Regions from separate parts of the Homo sapiens genome. Here region 1 is linked to region 2. The links are chromatin contacts, found by Hi-C or POLR2A ChIA-PET in ENCODE. All regions are on one chromosome and are shown on one strand. The core of a region is the stretch at or near the end of the contact, and the rest is flanking DNA. Distances in the headings are between cores, read along the strand shown. Region 1 overlaps ZSCAN25 (zinc finger and SCAN domain containing 25). Region 2 holds the start of CYP3A5 (cytochrome P450 family 3 subfamily A member 5).

Region 1 (5,607 bases), core at 1,772-4,271, 56 kb before region 2:
CAGGGTCAGTCAACAGCCTAGGCTGGAGTGCAGTGGCACAATCCTAGCTTACTGCAGCCTTGAGCTCCTGGCTCAGTTGATCCTCCCACCTCAGCCTCCTGAGTAGCTGAGACCACAGGCATGCATGCCTGGCTAATTTTTTTATTTTTTGTAGAGATGGAGTCTCGCCATGTTGCCCAGGCTTCCTGGCTCTCTTTAAAGCAACTATTTCTCACTGGCCTGTTCACTGCAGGGTCTAGGCTTTGCATTTTTTATTTTCAGCTTTTTCAATTAGGAATTTTTTTTTCTAGTAGTGAGTATATTGTGTTAAAATCCTCAGCAGGATAATATTTGGGCTTGGTGATGGCAGGTAGAGGGGACCCTTGTCAAATGGCGTGGACAGATAAAAGTTGCTCAGGGCCTGATGCATGAGTTTAGCTTCCTTTTCACTTCCTCACTAATGTCCTGGGGAAGAGCTCAGCTGATTTTTCCTTCCTCTCCCCTGAAGCTGGAATGGTTCTTTTCTTGGTTCTCTTTTTAGATTTTAGTTCAACTCCCTTCATAACAGCCTTGCCCAGGCCTCATTCTAATCGGTGTTGGGAACTGTTCTTAGGTTCCATGCCACAGGCAGGGAGAGCAGGAGGAAACAGCACTTTGCAGAGGCGCTTGGGAGCCAGGCATCCAGCTGGGGCCAGTGGAGGTCAAGCCTGAATGGGGGATGCCCCCTGGGGAAGGAGTTCAAGGTCCAGACCCAGGTACCGAGGAGCAGCTCAGTCAGGACCCTGGAGATGAGACACGGGCCTTCCAGGAGCAAGGTGAGTAAGACGCAGATAGTGGGGATGTCAGGTCATAGGAAACAGTGCTGTGCAGCCAACTCTCTTCAGAAACCCAGCAATGGAGCAACTAAGTTACCCACGAGGTGTAATTGTGAATTTTCTTGGCTACTTCCTCCACCTTAGGAAATAGATGAAGTGAAATTGTTTCTTCTCCCTTTACCCTCTGGTGTCTGGAGGGGATATCTGGGATCATGCTTTCTTATTATTTCTCTTTTCTTTCCCTCAGATCCCTTCTAGAAACTACCAAGAAATATTCAGCTGACTTGCAGGAATACTTTTTCAGTAGGCAGATAAACCATATCCCCCAAAGTAATATGTAGCTTTCTTTCTTTCTTTCTTTCTTTTTTGAGATGGGGTCTCACTCTGTCACCCAGGTTGGAGTGCAGTGGCGCGATCTCAGCTCACTGCAACCTTTGCCTCCTGGGTTGAAGCAATTCTCCTGCTTCAGCCTCCCAAGTAGCTGGGCCTACAGGCATGTGCCACCATGCCCTGTTAATTTTTTTGTATTTTTAGTGGAGACGGGGTTTCACCATGTTAGCCAGGATGGTCTCGATCTCCTGACCTCGTGATCTGTCCACCTCAGCCTCCCAAAGTGCTGGGATTACAGGCATGAGCCACCGCGCCCAGCCCACGTAGCTTTATTTTGTTATTGAATCTCATAGGAGGTTATTCCCAGAGTGTGACTGGGTAGCATGGGTAGCCCTGGACGGACAGGGCCGGGACAATCTTGCCAGCTGAGAACAGGAGACACCCAGGCCCCAGCTGAGAATAGGGCAAGGGACACCCAGGCCCCTGTGCATGGGAAAGTGTGGTACCAGAGTGAAAAGGGATTCTGTCTGGAGTCTTCTGGTTCCTGAGGTTGTGAGCATCTGGTAGGGGACACATTTGAACGAGCTAACAGCATAACATCACTGATCCTTCTGATCTTTCTCATGCTTTTTGTCCCTGCTCAGCACTACCTGTTCTGCAGGCGGGTCCTGGCCTCCCCGCAGTGAATCCCAGAGACCAAGAGATGGCAGCTGGGTTCTTTACTGCTGGATCGCAGGTGAGCTCTGACTCCCTTTGCAGAAATCATGACCGTTGCTTTGATTGAGGTTCACCTTCCCCAAGGTTTCTCTGCACAACAGTGTTCCCTTCCCGCCCCAAGTTGAGTCATTCTCCCTTCCTAGTCCCGGTGGACCTGATGGTGTGGTTTCCTCCACTGAACCATCAGCCGCAGTTGTTAATTTACATCGAACCTTATGTCTGTCGCCCAGGCTGGAGTGCAGTGGCACGGTCTTGGCTCACTGCAGGCTCCGCCTCCTGGGTTCACATCATTCTCCTGCCTCAGCCTCCCAAGCAGCTGGGACTACAGGCACCTGCCACCTCGCCTGGCTAATTTTTTGTATTTTTAGTAGAGACGGGGTTTCACCGTGTTAGCCAGGATGGTCTCGATCTCCTGATCTTGTGATCCACCCACTTCGGCCTCCCAAAGTGCTGGGATTACAGGCATGAGCCACCGCGCCCAGCCACAGATGGACTCTTACAACTGTTACAGATAGAAACCCCCTAGGGCTATCTAGGCTGTGCTGATTGGCCCCGAGATAACCCTTTGTGGGTGCCGTTTATGGGTACTTCTGCTGCTGATTTTTCTGTTTTGGAAACTTTCCTGTCCCCTAACCTCAGCAGGAATGTGGCTGACTCAGGGTTGGGGCTTTCAGAAGCATTGAGCAGGGTGGTCTCTTTGGCCATACAGGCCACACTAGGAGTTGGACCTCGTTAACATTACTCATCTGCCACAAATGAGGTAACTGAAGCATAGATGGGGTGCTCTCTTTTCCACAGGGTGCTGAGCACTAGTAGCAGGGAGGTGGGGGCTTTCCAGTGGGGCACCTTCCTCAAGGAGGCGAGTCTAAAAGAGTTCTTTGAAGAAGAAAAGGTGTTTGGCAGAAAAAAGAAGGGGATCAAGTCTGGTCCTGCTCAAGCCGTATTTGGGCAAGGCTGGATGCCAGCATCATTTCCCTTTTCCTGTTCTCCAAGGATGTACTTTGGAGGGGATGAGGAATGACATCAGTGCTTTTTAATTTGGTTGGATCCTCCCTTGTACCATAATAGTTCTTCGTGGTGCAGTGAGTGAGAAATTGAGGATGCATTTATTTTATCACAGCCTTGTTCTTAAGACAGGGCTTGGCCGAATGTGAACTTTGTTCTTGATGAGAAGGTAAATAGCGGCTGCCAGGCTCTGTCAAGCATGAGGTGTGAGTGGGAGGCTGCTGCAGAGTGGAAATGAGGTGACTTAGTTGTTAGGGGCAAGCTGAGCCCCAGCCACAGAGGCTCACAACTGCAGTGGCTCAAACAAGTGGATTACTCCCATTCAACTGTTGGGAGGAAGCTGGTTGGGAGGAAGTTGGATTACAGACATGAGCCACTGTCTCTGGCCTAGGATTCTTTCTTTATTCATAGCAATCTCCTATTGTTGCAGGGGTTGGGGCCATTTAAAGATATGGCCCTGGCCTTCCCTGAGGAGGAGTGGAGGCATGTGACCCCAGCCCAGATAGACTGCTTTGGGGAGTATGTGGAACCGCAGGACTGCAGGGTCTCTCCAGGTAAGACTGTCTCCACCCACAGGTGAGGAACTGGGGAGTTCTGAAAGCTCAGGTCAGGGGTCCTGCCGTAGCTCTGGCGCTCCTGGCAAAGGAAGGGGACTTCATGGCAGGCGGGTAAATGGGTCCAGCACGGACCATGGGGCACGAGGAGCTGCTTTCCTGTGTCAATAGAGGAGCCAAATGATGGAGCAGGAAAACATGAGGCCATTATTCTGGCTGTATGGAGACAGGTCGGTCATGAGGACCCCCAAACACCTACATTGTGTCCATGATTAAAGACACTGAGGGCTTGAGAACAAGATACGAACAGCAAAAGATGGGGCATCTGAGCTTGTTCAGATATTTATTGAGTGCTCCCTGCATGTGGGCCCTGTGTTAGTGGTTTTCTCTTGCGGCAGGAAGTGGGCAGGACTAACGTGCACGAAAGCGTTGGAGCTCACGGTGTGCACGTAGGAGGGCACGAGGGGGCTTCGCGATGGGAGAGGTTGGAGTGGCCCGAGTCACAGAGGAAGCAGAGCTGCGCTGGGACTCAGGTGGTGGCTGGGTTTGACCTGGGCTCAGAGCCTGGGGGGATGCGGCCATTGTGTGTGACAGCAGCTCATGGGAGGAGGAGCAGCGAGAGAGAGCCCACAGGGGCTGCCAGCAGAGCGCACTGCGGGGCTTTGGGGCTGCCAGGGCAAGGGACAGTATGGAGAGTCTGCATGCGTGGAATCAGGATGCCGGCGGGGAGAGGAAACACTGTGGCTGGAGCGGCCTGTCCTTGTTCTTTGATTTTCTTCTTTTTTGTTTCATAACTTCTTTGTGAGTTGTACACTGACCACCCATCTGTACCGACCCCACCTAGCCTTTCCTTATCCTGAAATGCCTTGAAGGAAGAGCAAGATTATCCCTGTGCTTCCTTCAGGACGTAAGAGAATCCATCCTGCCCCTCCACTTGCTGACCCTGACCTTGAGCATCTCCCTTGAGCTTTCCAGGTCTCAGTTTCCTCTGTTGTGGAATGGGGCTGTTCATGGAACCTGTCCTCATGGTGCCATGAGGATGAAGGGAGGTGACATATCTAAATGTGTGGTGACCATGGTAGTGTTAGATTGTTTAGTTAGTGCTGTAAGTATTACTAAGGGATTCTTGTAGGAGCCCTCAGCCTTCACTCATTTATTCACCACAGAGGTGGACTTGGCTCTGTGGCCATTGCTGTTCTGGTCACTATGAAGAGTTAAAAATAAAGGCGCTTGCCTGTGGGGTCTTAGAGTTCAGGGGAAGAGGCCATGTGCATGTAATAGTGGGATACGGTAAGGGGCACTGGTCTCCTGGGAGACCTGGGTCCAGGGCACGGTTGACACAGTGTGGCAGTGATGCAAGTGGCAGAAAGATGTCAGCATACTTTATGTGGAGATGTGTGATTGCTGTAACGGCAGAGGATGACAGAACAAAGCAGGGGCTCGAGTGATGAGCCCCAGACAAAGGTGCCAGTGTCCTGGTGCCAGGGTCCCCCTCAGGGATATTCCCCTCCCAGTGATGCTGCTGTGTGGGGTGAGGAGCCCCTCGCCCCCATTCTCAGAAGATTTTCATGCTCTCCTGGCCATTTCTGACTGTTCTGGAGACTGGTTCTGTCCTTGTCCCCTCACCAGCTCAGTGTCTCAGAACTCAGAGCAACTCAAGCCCATACCTGAACATTTCTGCCGCCAGGTGACACGAAGGCCTGTTTCCCAAGTGTACCATTCACTTGCTGTCCCAGCTTTCAGGTCTTCCTGGGATTCACACTCGGGTTGTCCTGGTGCTTGTACTGACAGCTGCTTGGGGCTGGGCCTGAGCTGCTTCACCTGTAAAGAGACTGAATGCACAGGGCAGGGTTGAGCTAGGTGGCTGCCCAGATCACTTCCAGTTGTTCGTCTGTTCTCATTAGCAGACGGTGAGGTGCAGACCTTGTTGTCTGGGTTGTAATTGCAGTAATGTCCACAAGGACTGGAGCAAGAACTCACAACAGGATTTGGAATCACAGAGGCAAAAAGTAGCAGGTGCAGAAACCTGAATGCAGGACTCTGCAGGCTGGTTCCCAGGATGGTGAGGGTCCTGGAGTGAAAGATGAGTGCTCAGAGGAGTAAGGAGGAGGCAGGAGTGAGTAGAGTGAGGCCGCTGAGGAGTCCGTGAGGACTCTGGGTCCTTGTTTAAAAATTTTTTCTGCGCAGAGTAATGTGATGGAGGTTTT
Region 2 (5,583 bases), core at 367-2,866:
TATCGTCACTGGCTCACAGTCTTGCTTACTCCCCTGTCCTGAGAGTTTAAGACAATCTGCTAAGCAGGTATATTCGAAAAGGAGTTATTAAAATAAATGGCCGGACAGGTATATTTGAAAAGACGTGCAGTCTTGTCTTAGAGGTATACATTTGTGCATTAGACTCATATTCCTGACATTCAGGAAAGGTGACATTATTTTACACACACTTATTGTCACAAATACTGAACTAACAGCCCTGTTTTACCATCCAGAAGGAACATGCTGGAAATAGTCTATCTCCAAAAAATTCTGGTTTAAAAATGAATGAATTTAAACCATATCAATTCATTTAAAAATGTTAGACAATGGAAACCATGTTGCCACAACTCACTGAATTCCTAAGCTTTCTGTGAAAGAATTAAAATGAGGTTTATAGTGTCTATTTTCATGTCATTGTGGTTCCCTGCTCTTAATAAAAGTCAAATTGAGGTAGAAGTTAATGGGACAGGTGGAGCCTCCACTACCCACAGTGGAAAGTAACTCTTCTCTCCACCTGCTCTAGGATGCCAGGAATCCCACCAGTGAGAGGGTTTGCCCTCCTGTACTGTAACATAAAGGGGAAAAATATGTAAAATCCAAATTGGCTTTCATGGCTCCTGCCTTTTCAGGCTGCTAGTAGATTCCCATTAGGTGAGAAACAAAGCTCTATATTAATCCTAGCCTCCCAGAGACGGGAGGAAAAAGATTAAAGCAAAGAATAAATCCTCGAAACTTCCTCCAGGTCTCCTTTGCTCTAGAGGTTAATCATTGCAAGATAAACCATCCTGTGTATGACAGGGTGGAGGAGTGACTCATAGGAGGGAGGGGATTTTCAGGGGCATGGCACAGGAAAGAGGGAAGAGCCAGGGGACAGCTTCCCATGAAGTCTTGGTGTCCCCTGGTGCGTTATGTAAATGATATCCTGGGTTGGAAGGCGGGGGAGCAGGAACCAGGTCTACAGGGGCAATACAGCTACACATCCCTTCCAGCAGACACAGAACCCAGAAAGCGAATTAATGAGACAAAAATGCAAGCCACTCCTTCCTGTACCCAGAATCCCCAGAGCCTGGGAAGGGGATGAGGATCACACTGTCCATCATGATCAGCAGTTTGTAATCTGCCGCTGCCATGTTTTCATTGATTAGTCTTCGTCAGATCTAAGCTAATCAAATCATTCCCACTACCAAATGCTGTCCCTAAACCCTCCTAGTCACCAAAATTAGAAGGTGGATGGGAGAAATGCTTATTTATTCATTCATAGATCTGCATAAGATAATAATAACTTCTATGCGTTTGTAGCGTCCAACACTTCAGCTACTTCTCCTTGAACATCTCTTTTGATCTTCAAAACAGATAAGGGAAAAGGGGCCCGATTAGCACCCCAAGTCCAAGGAAACAAAGAGAGGAGTTTGGACAGTTACTCACAGATAGAGGAGCACCAGGCTGACAGCCAGGAGAAGCCAGGTTTCCACCGCCAAATTTGGGATGAGGTCCATCGCCACTTTCCTTCTTCAACTGTGTTCTGTGAGTCTTCCTTTTAGCTGAGTGCTGCTGTTTGCTGGGCTGTTTGCCTGGAGCTTCCCTGCCCTGCACAGCAGTCTTCAGCCAAGCTGCTGAAAGATTTATGTGCTGGAGAAGGAGGCAGGGCTATAGCTGCAGCCAATAGCAAAGAATCGCACACACCCCTTTGCTGACCTCTTTTGAGTTCATGTTCTATGAGGAATCATGAAAAGCTTAATCAGTGTTATCGGGGAGTCCAAGGGTTCTGGGTTCTTATCAGAAACTCAAGTGGAGCCATTGGCATGAAATCTATTAACCCTCCTCTCACCTGCCCCTCCATGGCTGCCTTCATTCTAGAATAATTGAAATCCATCCTCACAAGCCACACCTACACATCTTTACCCACGAAATTCCCTCTGCCTGGAGTGTACCTGTGCCCTCTAGATGACTCCTACGTATCCTTCCAAGCCCAGCCAGACAGACCCCTTCTGCTAAAATTTTTCCTTACCAACCTCCTCACACAAATGTAACCATTTCCTCCTCTGGGTGCCTCCTATCCCCCTCACACAGTCCTATTGTCCTCTTTTCTCTCTACCACCATTGTAAGTTTCTATGCCTGTTTCCCTTAGCAGAGGTGAGCTCCTCAAGGGCACAGTCTGGTATTATTTACTTTCATGACCCTGGTTCCTAGCAGGGTACTGTACACATGGTGGGTAACCAGGAATGTTGGTGGAGTTGTCTTGGGTGAGATTGCTGGGCGTCTCATCCCCTCTGACTCTGTGGTGATAGCAATAGACTAATGGTTGCTTGGGACTCAAATGCAGCCACACTGTGTCCCAACTAATAAAGTTGGTCTTGTTCTGCAAAGGAAAATAATAGAAATCATGTTCTGCCACTTAATTCCTCATAAGGTAACATAACATGAAGAGACTTACCTGTTGAGAGTTGTACTGAATCTGTCAAGGAAGATACTGTGTATCAGAAGAACACCCAACCAGTTTGTGCCTCTCATCTATTCATTCCTGTATTAAAGCATTCATGATGTATTTTAAAAGCTGTGCTCCCAGTACTTGGGTACAACACTGACTAAGGCCCAGACATTAGCTCAGTTGTTTTGATTTGTAGATCCCACAAGTATGTGAGAACTTGCAATATCTGTGTTTCTGTGCCTGGCTTATTTCACTTAACATGATGACCTCCAGTTCCATCCATATTATTACAGATAACAGGATCTCATGCTTTTTTCATGGCTGAATTGTGCTCCATTGTGTATAATTGGAGTACTTTCTTTATCCATTCATCTGTTGATGGACACTTAGGTTGCTTCCAAATCTTGGCATTTGTGAATAGTGGCTATTGTGAATATTGGAGTGATGTTATCTCTTCAATATATGATTTCCTTTCTTCCAGGTATATACCCAGCATGGGGATTTCTGGATATTGTGGTAGCTCTATTTAATGTTAATTTTAATGTTTTGAGGAACCTCCAAATTGTTCTCTATAGTGGTTGCACTAATTTACACCAACAGTGTACAAGGGTTCCCTTTTCTCCACATTCTCGCTGGCATTTGTTGTTGCCTGTCTTTTGGATAAAAACCATTTTAGCTGGGGTAAGATGATATCTCATTGTGGTTTTGATTTGCATTTCTCTAATGACCAGTGATGTTGAGCACCTTATCATATGCCTATGTGGCATTTGTATGTCTTCTTTTGAAAAATGTCTATTCAAATTTTGCCCATTTTTTGATTGGATTATTAGATTTTTCCTTACAGAGTTGTTTGAGCGCTTCATGTATTCTGGCTATTAATCTGTTGTCAGAGTGTGACTTTGAAAATATTTTCTCCCATTCTGTGGTTTGTGTCTTCACTTTGTTGATTGCTTTCTTTGTGGTACAGAAGCTTTTTAACTTGATCTGATCCATTTGTCCATTTTTGCTTTGGTTGCCTGTGCTTGTGGGGTAGTTCTTCAGAAAGTTTTGCCCAGACCAATATCCTGAAGAGTTTCCACAATGTTTTCTTGTAGCAGTTTCATCGTTTGAGGTCTCAGATTTCAGTTTTGTTTTTTGTTTTTTTGTTTTTTGTTTTTCTGACAGAGTCTCACTCTCTTGCCCAGGCTGGGGTGCATTGTCATGATCTCAGCTCACTGCCACCTCCGCCTCCTGGGTCCAAGTGATTCTGCCACCTCAGCCTTCTGTGTAGCTGGGACTACAGGCACGCACCAGCATGTCCAGCTAACTCTTGTATTTTTTGGTAGACATGTGGTTTCACCATGTTGGCCAGGCTGGTCTTGAACTCCTGACCTCAAGTGATACACCCGCCTCGGCCTCTCAAAATGCTGGGATTACAGGCATGAGCCACGGCACTCAGCCAGGTTTCAGTCTTTCGTCCACCTTGATTTGATTTTTGTGTCTGGTGAGATACAGGGTTCTAGTTTCATTATTCTGCATGTTAAAATCCAGCTTTCCCAGCACCAGAAGAGACTGTCTTTTCCCCCAGTGTATGTTCTTGACAACATTGTTGAAAATGAGTTCACCGTAGGTGTGTGGAATTGTTTCTGGGTTCTCTATTCTATTTCATTGGTCTGTGTCTGTTTTTATACAAGTACCATACTGTTTTGGTTATTATACCTCTGTAGTATAATTTGAAGTCAGGTAATATGATTCCTCCAGTTTTGTTCTTTTTGCTGAAGGTAGCTTTCGCTATTCTGGGTCTTTTGTGGTTCCATACAAATTTTAGGGTTTTTTTTTTTCTATTTCTTTGAAGAATGCCATTGGTATTTTGAGAGACTGCATTGAATCTGTGCATTGCTTTGGGTAGTATGGACATTTTTAACAATATTAATGCTTACAATATATAAACATGGAATATCCTTCTTTTTTGTGTCTTCTTCAATTTCCTTCATCAGTGTTTTACAATATTAATTGTAGACATCTTTCTCTTAAGTTAATTCCCAGGTATTTAGTTTTATTTGGGGTTATTGTAAATGGGATTACATTTTTTATTTTTGCCAGATTGTTCACTGTTGGCATGCAGAAATGCTACTGGTTTTTGTATGTTGATTTTGTATCCAGCAACATTACTGAATTTGTTTATCAGATCTAATAGTTCTTTAGTGGAGTCTTTAAGTGTTTCCATATATCATTTGGAAATCATTTGGAAATATCATTTGGAAATCATTTTCAAATATCATTTCCAAACATTACTTGGAAATCATTTGAACATCTTCTTGCTTCCTGGCACAAAATGTATCCTAGGCTTATCTTGAACATTCTTAATCCTGGCCCTGGAATCAGCCATTTCTCTAAAAAGCTCTGGTTCCTTTCAGTGGAAAATGGTATTAATAAGCCAAGATCTGGCCACTAAGTGTGCTCATTGCTATTGAAATGCCATTGTTACCTAGCCCTATCAGTGGAGAGAAGTAGGGAGTATATGTTTTTTTGTACACACACACAAACACATACATACATTTATGTCTATCTAATTATCTTGTCCTCTTGTTATCTTTTTATCACCTATCTAACCATTTATCTATCTAGAAGGGTATGAATATACATGGATACATCCATTTTAATCTAATTTCATAGGATTCCTGCTAGTTTTCTCCCTTTCTGAATCCATGACTCTTTTCTGCAAAAGTGACACACCTGGCTTCCAGTATACTTTATTTACTTATTTCATCAATCCCCTTTATGTAGTGAAACCTCACCCATCCCTTCCCACTCATGGATGCCCTCCTCACCTCATGCCCTAAATATGTTCTCCATGCCCTGTTTAGGCTCTGGCTGCTTTTTCAGGCCACCCCTCTGTGTCGACATTTTCTCTGCTTGCTTGGACTCCCACACACAGGCCGGGCTGTTTCTCCACGTGAACACCTACTTGATCCTCACCCTACTAGGTCTCTGACTTGGAACCATCATGACACTCTCTTTTCTACCTTAATGTGTGGCCACCATCTGGCTGCCACCCACCTAATGACTTTAGGATAAGTTACTCAGGAAGGGAAAGTAAAGAAAGAAGTGGGAACAGACAAGGAATGAGTGTGTTTAGCCTGTTGCCCAATCA

The links. A loop is a pair of places that touch in the nucleus more often than their neighbours do. ChIA-PET counts read pairs that join two places held with the same protein, here RNA polymerase II (POLR2A). Pooled maps may share reads with other maps.
Region 1: a pooled map shows a loop between it and region 2 (1.8-fold over the local background). The contact joins the enhancer-like site here to the promoter of CYP3A5 in region 2. A Hi-C loop is called at or near these places in 1 of 168 maps with a recorded cell type or tissue (naive thymus-derived CD4-positive, alpha-beta T cell) and 7 of 50 pooled maps. POLR2A ChIA-PET finds 5 or more read pairs at or near these places in 7 of 52 experiments (CD4-positive, alpha-beta T cell, MCF 10A, RWPE1 and 3 more).

Annotation. Positions count from the first base shown.
Region 1 is chr7:99,620,781-99,626,387 of GRCh38, forward strand. ZSCAN25 (zinc finger and SCAN domain containing 25) reads left to right here. Exons shown (of 8, transcript NM_145115.3): 5 at 593-794; 6 at 1,769-1,860; 7 at 3,277-3,400. Among named protein-coding and RNA genes, the nearest start is that of ZSCAN25, 6.6 kb to the left of the region's middle. Within about 2 kb of position 3,022, at least 6 of the 41 ENCODE cell types and tissues checked have a DNase peak (open chromatin) inside an H3K27ac peak, as active enhancers do; they include CD4-positive, alpha-beta T cell, where a contact is called at or near this core.
Region 2 is chr7:99,678,380-99,683,962 of GRCh38, forward strand. CYP3A5 (cytochrome P450 family 3 subfamily A member 5) reads right to left here and starts at 1,617. Exons shown (of 13, transcript NM_000777.5): 1 at 1,447-1,617. The coding sequence starts at 1,517. It also overlaps a transcript of ZSCAN25 not described here. RefSeq lists promoters at 1,537-1,702, 1,570-2,308.